2 separate regions of the Homo sapiens genome follow, and region 1 is linked to region 2. Evidence: chromatin loops called from intact Hi-C (ENCODE). Cell type or tissue: testis. All regions are shown on one strand. Each heading gives the region's core, and the rest is flanking DNA. Links, peaks and the distances in the headings are about the cores only. Region 1 has its middle 370 kb from the start of MIR4643. Region 2 has its middle 220 kb from the start of MIR4643.

Region 1 (5,386 bases), core at 107-5,106, 150 kb after region 2:
ACTGTAGCAGCCCCACTCTTCTGACTCTATTATCTGACAGGAGGTCTGGAATCCAAAAAATGGTATATCATCAAACGTTCTTAATCATCACAATAATTCGTAGAAGAGAACCAGGTATAATTTGGGCAACACCAGAGGGGCTTGGCTGCTAGAAACAAGGAGAGTGCGGTATGTGTTAGCCTGGAGGAACAGAGCCACATTAATCAGTCAGTGAAAGGACCGAAGGCAGTGTATGTACGTGTGTATTTTAAGAAAAATTGACAGACAGGCTTCAAAGCAGCAAAAGCACTGAACTCCCTGCATGCTATTAGTTCGACTCTAACTTCTGTTCTCTTGCAATCCAAGAGGCAGTTATAGACTGACCCTCACTGGGTTATCACTGAGGCTAATACAGCATAGTTAAAAACTTTATCTGCAAAAGTTTCGAAGAGGGGAAAAAATCTCTGAAGGAGGACACAAAAGTCTATGGAAGTTGACTATCTGTTATGTTAAAATGTGGCTCATTTTTGCCTTTCATTGCCTCTTTCCCAACTTCCTGAATGAGTAATGAATCAGAGTCTAAAGAAATGTCTCCTGTTGAAGAAGAATTATGTTTTATATCACACGAGGTCCTACATGTATCCTGATGTGCAGTCTGCCTTAGAAAAAACATCAAGTTTTTAGATAAAAGATTCATTGAGGAAAGGGTATATGTGTACCTGTGTGCATATGTGTGTGTGTCCATGTGGGTGAAGGGGAAAAAAATCCAGCCTGTAAGATTAATGAATCTCAAATGCAGTTCTCTCCTTAGAGTCAGGCTATGTCTTTTCAGTTATAACTACTACTAATTCTTGGAACATTTCTTTCTGAAATCCACAGTCCAGTAGCTGTACTTATACATTAACTGGTTGTTTCATCAAGTAAGCATTGAAAGACACCAGAGCAGTGGGAAGAATTTCAAGTTTCTGTATTTCAGGCTTTGAGGTAGTGGTGCACTGTGGCAATAAGTTCAAGGGGAGTCCTATTTAAATAGAATACCAGAATACATAGTGTCTTCTGTTACCCATGAGATCTCAACCTTGATCACTAAAATTCCAAACAAAATCCCTTAGATATGAACTGAATACATGTCCCTCAAATGACTTCCTTTGGGAAAGTTATTAATCAACATCTTTTAAGAAAGTATTAAAGAATGGAGGGTACCTGCTGTAACATTTTCTCAGAAGAAAGAGGAGTCCCCTTACCAAGCACAATTTCCATTATGCACATATTTACTGAATGATTCCTACCTATAAGGTGTGGGACTAGGTTCTGTAGATCTTTTTTTAAGCAAATCCTATGAACTTACATCTAGAAGAACTTCTCTGGACTCACAGCTGTAGAACTGGAAGACACCAACATGGGATTTAGCACCTGCCACAGATAAACTCCCAGACGATCATCCCCATCATGTGAATAGCATTAGTATGTAACATGTGATCCTATCAATAATTCTGAGACACTGCGCCTGGAAAAAAGAATTCTTTGTCTAAATTTGTTTCCAAAAGCTCATCTCATTCAGTCTTTTTAACACCCTCGTGTCATAAGTGTTAAAATGTTCAACATTCATAACCTGCAGTTCTACCCATCATCACCCATCCACTAGTGCACACGTCTCCGATCTCAACATCACTCAGAACCCCTGTTTCTCCAAGAATTTGAATTATCTACACTTCTCCCACTCTGCCACTCCTACCAGACTTAATATTTGTCATCACATTCTTTGCTGCTTTAATCACTTACTTTTCTCCTAATTTACTATTTCTAATTCTGTTTTTTAATACTCTATCAAAACTCAATCTCATACATAGCCATACATGTCAGGCATAAAGTAATTGGAGGCAGTGTGGTACAGTGGTTACAAACAGGGGCTCTGGACTCAACGCGCCTGAGTCAACCTCTATCTCCACCACTAAAATTAACTCTGTCAGGTCTTGACCATGTGGCTTGATTTCTATGTCTCAGTCTCTTCATGAGCAGGAAGGTAACAAACACCTCAGTGTGACAGACATTGTGGTAGACACTAGGATTCAATGTGGAATCTAATGAAGAATTTTAAGTAGATGGATGATATGAGCAGATATATCCTAGCTTCTTCCGTGACCAGCTATAGGACTTTCAGCAAATTTATTAATCTCTCTATGCTTGAGTTTTGTCAATTTTAAAATAGAGATAATAATAGTACCTCCCTCATAGGATTGCTGAGATCTAATGAAATAATAAAAAGCTACAAATAAATCTTAGCTATTAGTAGTAGTAACATATGTCCATGATATAATTTTTGTACCACTGCAAATATCTTAGAAAAGCAGCCTACATTCTCTAATTTTAATTACCTGTCACCAACTCATTTATTGAACTTTAGCAATCTGGTTTTCACCATGAATTCATTCATAAAAATATTTACTATATAGTTCATGTATGTGAGGCCCCTAGTAGGTGATGGTGACATAGTGAAGAAAACAGATACAATCTCCAACCTCCCACTCCTCACTGATCATCTCCTCAAAACTGGCATTTCTAATAGTCACCCTCCCTTCCTTCTTGGCCTCCAATAAAATATTTTAAAAAATTGAACAGCCTATCTCCATGAAAATATCAAATCTTTCATTCTTTGGCATCCATAATACTAATATTTTTATTCTTTAATTTATCTGACCCTTCCTTCTAGCCCCTTTCAAGAGCCCCACTTTCTCACAACCTCTTAATACAATAATACCTATCCCTCTGTCTCTGTAGTATCTTTCTCATCTAAGACCGTCATTCTCAGGACTACTACTATTACTCCCTTGCAAATGATTCTTCATCCTCTAATCACTTGATCTTCCACTTCTCTGATTTCATTTAATGTTTCTTGTCATTAAATGGGGTGCCCTCTCAACCAGTGGAGTGCCCTCCCAACTCCTCAAAGTCAACATACTCTAAGGCTAATTTATCATCTTTTATAAGCACCAGTTTCCTCTCCTAAATTTTCTAATTTTGTCATGTATGCCTGAGATTTAAACTTCTAAGCCATATTTCATTGTCTTTACTTAATGCATCATCTTCATTCTTAAATTGTAAATTTTAAAGATTCTTAAACTTAAAATCCCAAAGATTCTATTGCTATATCTTTTGCACCTGTCTGATTTTTTTTTTTTTAATTAACTTCGCTGGGTACAGTGGCTCACATCTGTAATCCAAGCACTTTGGGAGGCTGAGGCAGGAGGATCACTTCAGCCCAGGAATCGAGACCAGCCTAACAACATAACAAGACCCCATTTCTACAAAAACATACAAAAAAATTTTAGGAGGGCTTGGTGGCAAGTCCCTTTAGTCCCAGCTACTCAGGAGGCTACTCTCTGATTTCATTTAATGTTTCTTGTCATTAAGTGGGGTGCCCTCCCAACTCCTCAAAGTCAACATATGCTAAAGCTAATTTATCATCTTTTATAAGCACCAATTTCCTCTCCTAAATTTTCTAATTTTGTCATATATGCCTGAGATTTAAACTTCTAAGCCATATTTCATTCGTTCTTAATGCCTCATCTTCATTCTTAAAGTGTAAATTTCAAAGATTCTTAAACTTAAAATCCCAAAGATTCTATTGCTATGTCTTTTGCACCTACCTGATTTTTTTTTTTTTTTTTTTTTTTTTTTTTTTTTTTTTTTTTGAGACGGAGTCTCGCTGTCACCCAGGCTGGAGTGCAGTGGCGCGATCTCGGCTCACTGCAGGCTCTGCCCCCTGGGGTTCACGCCATTCTCCTGCCTCAGCCTCCCTTGTAGCTGGGACTACAGGCGCCCGCCACCTCGCCCGGCTAATTTTTTGTATTTTTAGTAGAGACGGGGTTTCACTGTGTTAACCAGGATGGTCTCCATCTCCTGGCCTCGTGATCCGCCCGCCTCGGCCTTCCAAAGTACTGGGATTACAGGTGTGAGCCACCGCGCCCGGCCTGATTTTTTTTTTTTTTTTTAATTATACTTGGCTGGGTACAGTGGCTCACATCTGTAATTCAAGTACTTTGGGAGGCTGAGGCAGGAGGATCACTTCAGCCCAGGAATTCAAGACCAGCCTAACAACATAACAAGACCCCATCTCTATAAAAACATACAAAAAAAATTTAGCAGGGCTTGGTGGCAAGTCCCTGTAGTCCCAGCTACTCAGGAGGCTAAGGTGAAAGGATTGCTTGAGCCCGGGAGTTTCATGTTGCAGAGAGCAATGATTGCACCACTGCGTTCCAGCCTGGGTGAGAGAAAGAGACCCAGTTAATTACCTGGTTCAGATCCTTCTTTATCTCTCACCTGAATATTGTACTAGTCTTCTAACTATCCTATACCACAACCATCATTCTATTTGTTTCTTGGTCTGTCACACAAACTGCTGCAAGGTTAAATCTTCCCCAAGTTCTACTTTGGCATTTGTACTGCCTTTTCTAAAATCTTTCAGGTCTTTCCCATTACACAACAAATAAAGTCAACACTTGTAAGCCTAATATTAATGCCCTCTCTACTTGGGCCACATGCTGCCTTCAAAAATAAGGCCATACATTGTATAACTCATTAGAGTTTGAGAAGCATTTTATACTTATCTTAATCTAATTCTTACAAAATGTCTTCTGATGTAGATATTATATAACATAAAAGCCCTATTTTATTAATAAATCACAAAAACTCTACAGATGAGGAAACTAAGAATCAAATATATTTTATATTTGCTTAAGTTACATAAGCACTTCTGAACCAGGACATAACCAAATTTGATGAGAGGACATTGATCTAATGACACAATATGTTTTACCTTCACAAACAACAATAATAATACCTCTTATTATTCTCTTTGATGAATCACAGGAGAAAGAATATCAAAAGCCATGAAAAGAAATCGATTTAAAAAATGAAAACCCAGTGAACCTGAATTTAGATTTGGATTTTTATTAATTTTCTATGTAAGCCTATTAACAATGCTATGCTTTATTATATTTGACTCTAAGACAGTTTTGTAATTCCTGAAACACATTTTCTTCACAATGAAATAATGAAAAATCATGAAATTATATCCATTTTAAATATTTAATTCTAAAGCATGTAGTTATTTCATTTGAGGCATCAAAGCATTTTTAATAATCATTAGGTATCTGAATCATTCCTGCTTCTACATATAGACAATGGTAAGGTCCAGTACCCTCTTCAAGGTCAAATACGGTATCATTCATTGTCAGATGAAAAGTCCAAACTCTCAGCTCACACACCCAGGTAACATTTTCATTTCAAAGTAATCTATAGAATACCTTTGGTTGAGAAGAAAAGGGGGGAAATTTCTTAATATCAATTCACATTTTATGTTTCTAAATAAAACATCCATATATTTTGTATAGGTACAGAAGACAGA
Region 2 (5,386 bases), core at 102-5,101:
AATCTGTTACTTGCTCAGGGATCAAATCACCCTTGGAAAACTAACAAATTAGCCATGAGGTTAGACTTATGGCTCAGGAGTCATGTAGTCAGAGGCCACAAGATTCCTAACCTCCTCAATTGCTCCTATAGATAACATCACTCCTGTAAAACCTATGATTGCTGTTCAACATAATTATCAGAACTTGCCTTCTGATAGCCCAGCTGGTGCCACCTAGACCAGCAAACTGGACCAGCTGGTTTTGTGATCCTACCCGATAAATGAAGACAAAAAGAAGACAGCTTCAACCCCCTATGATTTCATCCCCAACCTAGCCAATCAGCATTCCTTATTACATAGCCCCTGCCTGCCAGATTATCCTTAAAAATATCCATAGTCCAAATTTGCGGGGAGACTCCTTTGTATAGTAATAAACTCCTGCCTGGTCACTTGGCCAGCCCTGGGACTATTATATTTTTTCTCTGTTGCGAAAACCTGCTGCTTTCGGTGAATTGGGTTTTCTGGACAATGAGCAAGAGGGACTCATCAGGTGATTACAATAGTAACTAGAAAACAAAACCTAGAAATATTACTTTAACCTTCTCCAGTCTATCTAGGAGCTTGCCATAAAGAAATTCACTGACCTATGCTTGTCTGATAGTAGATTATAAAAACTCCCATTCCAGAGAGATCCTCCCATATTTCCTGGAGGAAGAAATGTTACAGTGGAGAGGCAAAAAGAATCTGAGCAAAAGGCCTTTTAGAATGGTTTTCCTTCCCACTCAGTCTATTACCATTGGATCATACTCTTGTCCAATCACATTTCTACATGGCTATCCATGTTTCATTCAACCTAAGCAAAAAAAAAAAAAAAAAAAAAGTAGTTTTCCCTAAGTCTCTGGATCTTCATTTCTGAAGGCTTTACATGTCATGTAAAACTTTGACTAAATTTGTTATGCTTTTCTCTTGTTAATGTGTCTCTTGTTATAGGCATGTTGGCCATGAACTTTATCTTACAAGATCCATGCAAAGATCCACTCTGGTGAACATCATCTAACTTTTAGAAACGTATGCCCTCACTGCTAGGCTTAACATGACTACCGCTCAGGAAGCCTCTGAAACATAAACAGAGGTAGAGATCCCTTCATTTCTGCAAATTTGATGGAATTTATCATGGGAAAGAGAAGCTTTTCTGAAACAATGCTTAAGGTTTAGAATTAAAGGCATACAAATAAATCTTATTTTTAGAAATATGAAGCCAGAAAATATAACTATTTCTCAAAGAGAATTTCCCTTAGGCGTTAAAAGTTGATGATATAGAAATGACAAAGCATTATAAAAATCTTAGACATTAGAAGCAGGAAGAGACTATAAAGGTTCCTGATTATAAGGATGATTAACCTTCAGTAAGTACTCATCATGGGCTTGACGTGTTGAAAGTGCTTTCATATGAATATCTCCTTTAATATTTATAAGAAGGGTATTAAGAAAGTAGTACTATTGTCCCCATTGTACAGATGAGGAAAGTAAGGCTTACAGAGGATAAGAAACTTGCCCAAGTTCACACAGCCATCTTGAAAGGTGCTCGCAATGGCGCCCAGAGTTCCAGAGCCCAAGTTCCAGGCACTTTTTTTGGACTGGCTTTCTAACACAACCCCTTATTTTTATCAAGTAGAGTAGGGAAGTAAAACGTCCAGAGCCATTTCACCAGTTACCAGCATAATTAGAACTGAAATCAGGCCAGATTAGCACTTAAAAACATATTACTTCTTAAGGAGCTAGACAGATACCATTCTTTCTGTGTCATACAAAGCAGCAATGCCCCTGAAGCAGGAGTTTGGGGCTTTAGCATGTCATTTGGACTGGTCGACTTTCCCTTACTTTTCATTTTCTCTTCACCCATTTTCCTTATATCAAGTCTCATAAAATAACCCTGAGTAGATTACACTGGCCAAGTACAGCACTTCAAGGCTGGTCTGGTGTGTGTAAATTGCCTCTCAGTGGGTGGCTATTATATTTATATTGGTTTAAACTGTTTCCATTGCCAATCCATTATGCTGGAATTCCCCCTTGCTGAGGGCAGCTGTGTTATTCTTTTCTTTGACTGAAGCCCAAGAACTATCTGTGCAACTCCTTGGGAGCCAACCCTTTAAGAGTAAACATATTGAGTCATACAAGGCCACTCAGTATCCCACTGCCACTTGCTGAATCAGGAGCGTTCCCCTCTGGCCCCAACCAGTTCACGTTGCTCATTTTTCAAGAAGATAGAAATTGGAGTGGAGTGAGAAAGTGATGTGATGCCTATTTATGCAGAAAGTCAAAGGAATGTTCTGAAAATAACACTTGTACAAGTAACTGTTTCTCTAGAAGGCAAACACTTAGAGCATAACCACGACTGAGGGTCCAGATGGCCTCAGGTGTGTCCTGATGAGCACCCTTCAAATCAAATGCGACCCTGTGAGTGCCCCTTTCTGAACAAAATCTCCCAGCAAACACCTGTAACTATCTCAGGACTGAACATACATTCTTAAAATGAAAATTTCTTAGTCCAGGTTAGAGTCCAAAATCAGTGACTGGAAGTCAAGAACTAATTGAACATCTGTAATACAAGTTTCTGTGCCTCAGCTGGTGATATGATATAATTAGGAGGCAAGTTTACACATTTTATTGTTCCCTTGGGTACCAGGCTTATCACTACAAACTGATGACTGTTGATAAACCCACCCAGCTGTCCTGTAAATGTAGACCCTTGGTCGCAGGGAAAATAAGGGTGAAAATTTGGATATTTTAAACTTATTGACGTAACAGCAGAGAAAACCAAAAGCCTTTATCTGATGAAATGAGTCAGCTTCATGGTTCTTAATTAGGAATTCACATTTAAGAGTGGTAGTTGTAAGGACAAACGCAAATTAAAAGTAAGGTGCTTAATTCGGCCTGTTGAAAATGAGGAAAGAGCTCCTCTCTCCCTTTCTCTTTGAGCATTTGCATTTGAAAACTTGTAATTATAAGTACCTTCTCTTCTCTTTGAAATGTATGTAAATCCTTTTGAAAACCAGATAGGCCTTTTGTCAGCTTTAAGAGTCAGGATTGCCTTTCTCAAGGATTCAGGAGCCATCTCTTTGAAATGTAAACATCAAGGGGTATAGCACCCCTATCTCCAAGTTTCTCTGAGAGATTAGGAACCTAACTTCAGTGGGCACCTTGCTGCAAGTCACAAAATTACATCCTGCCACAAATATGGGAGAAGTTTGTTTTTTTCTCTGGGTAAAGTCAATTAACACAGACAGTCATCCTGGTAATGGTTGATTTGAGGATGAATTATGTAAGACAAATAGTGCTGTTAAATCTTTTTACTCATGGACTAGTTATTGTTTATATTGAAAGCATGTATGCAATGGGTCGTAACTGGTTGGCATATAGAGGGGTGAGATTTTGCAGTCTTTCAGCTGATTGTGATTAACATCACATCATGGTTTAATGCTAATTCAAAAGCAAAAGTGGGGTGGTTTTTGTTTCTGCTATCTTCGTGGAGAAAATTTCTGGATTGAGAGAAGATTGTGTTTTTAATTCTATTTCCTCAACATCATCAAATTTTGAAGGGAGAAAAAAGAATTTATATGGACTTTGGTGGCCATGCCTAACAGAGCAAGTTTTCCTTGATTCAGGAGACCTGAGTCCTCCCATCTGATATACCAAGCTGCACTGTTCAAACAAAACTCTTTCAGTTACAATCCCAGTCAAGCATGAAACGTTTGTTCTGCTGTTGTTTATATGTGCAACGTACTTTGAGTTCATTAAATTGGCATCACCTTGTTACAGTAAAGTCTCTAAAGCCAAACAAAACTAAAGAAAATAAAATCAGAGTTTTCAAATATTCTTGTGAAAAATGGAGAAATGTAAAGTTGAAAATTGTTTAAAGAAAATTTTAATTGCTACAAAGAAAATAAAATACCTAGGAATACAACTTACAAGGGACATGAAGGACCTCTTCTTCAAGGAGAACTACAAACCACTGCTCAAGGAAATAAGAGAGAACACAAACAAACGGAAAAACATTCCATGCTCATGGGTAGAAAGAATCAATATCATGAAAATGGCCATATTGTCCAAAGTAATTTATAGATTCAATGCTATTCCCATTAAGCTACCAATGACTTTCTTCTCAGAACTAGAAAAAACTACTTAAAATTTCATATGGAACCAAAAAAAAGAGCCCATATAGCCAAGACAATCCTAAGTAAAAAGAACAAACCTGGAGGCATCATGCTACCTGACTTCAAACTATACTACAAGGTTACAGTAACCAAAACAGCATGGTGTTGGTACCAAGACAGATATATAGACCAATGGAACAGAACAGAGGCCTCAGAAATAACACCACACATCTACAACCATCTGATCTTCAACAAAACAAGCAATGGGGAAAGGATTCCCTATTTAATAAACGGTGCTGGGAAAACTGACTAGCCATATGCAGAAAACTGAAACTGTACCCCTTCCTTACACCTTATAAAAAAATTAACTCAAGATGGATTAAAGACTTAAACATAGAACCTAAAACCATAAAAACCCTAGAAGAAAGCCTAGGCAATACCATTCAGAACATAGGTGTGGGCAAAGACTTCATGACTAAAACACCAAAAACAATTGCAACAAAAGCCATAATTGACAAATGGGATCTAATTAAACTAAAGAGCTTCTGAACAGCAAAAGAAACTATCATCAGAGTGAACAGGCAACCTACAGAATGTGAGAAAATTTTTGTAATCTATCTCACAAAGGGCTAATACCCAGAATCTACATGGAACTTAAACAAATTTACAAGAAAAAAAGTGAACAACCCCATCAAAAAGTGGGCAAAAAATATGAACAGACACTTCTCAAAAGAAGACATTTATGTGGCCAACAAACATATACAACAAACATATGAAAAAAAACTCATCATCACTGATCATTAGAGAAATGCAAATCAAAACCATTGTGAGATATTATCTCACTCCAGTTAGAATTGAGATCGATAAAAAGTCAGGAAACGACAGATGCTGGGGAGGATGTGGAGAAATAGAAACACTTTTACACTGTTGGTAGGAGTATAAATTAGTTCAACCAAACTGATCTTCCACACTGTGGAAGACAGTGTGGCGATTCCTCAAGGCTCTAGAACTAGAAATACCATTTGACCCAGCAATCCCATTACTGGGCATATACACAAAGAATTATAAATCATTCTACTATAAAGACACATGCACGCATATGTTTATTGCAGCACTATTCACAATAACAAAGACTTGGAACCAACCCATATGTCCATCAATGATAGACTGGATAAAGAAAATGTGGCACATATACACCAAAGAATACTATGCAGCCATAAAAAAGAATGAGCTCATGTCCTTTGCAAGGACAT

The links. Hi-C counts contacts between places; a loop is a spot of excess contacts. Peaks named below come from ENCODE experiments on the same cell type or tissue, not always from the same donor. Only the 100,000 strongest peaks of a DNase experiment are listed, where the experiment ranks them.
Region 1: it touches region 2 in a loop (7-fold over the local background); 1 of 110 quality-filtered maps calls a loop at or near these places.

Annotation. Positions count from the first base shown.
Region 1 is chr6:91,144,572-91,149,957 of GRCh38, reverse strand. No RefSeq gene overlaps it. Among named protein-coding and RNA genes, the nearest start is that of MIR4643, 370 kb to the left of the region's middle. In testis, for the core only: no CTCF peak of the experiment used is centred there; no DNase peak of the experiment used is centred there.
Region 2 is chr6:91,296,428-91,301,813 of GRCh38, reverse strand. No RefSeq gene overlaps it. Among named protein-coding and RNA genes, the nearest start is that of MIR4643, 220 kb to the left of the region's middle. RefSeq lists enhancers at 1,307-1,897, 1,898-2,490, 2,491-3,082, 3,083-3,675. In testis, for the core only: no CTCF peak of the experiment used is centred there; a DNase peak (open chromatin) is centred at 2,153; H3K27ac peaks cover 1,748 bases.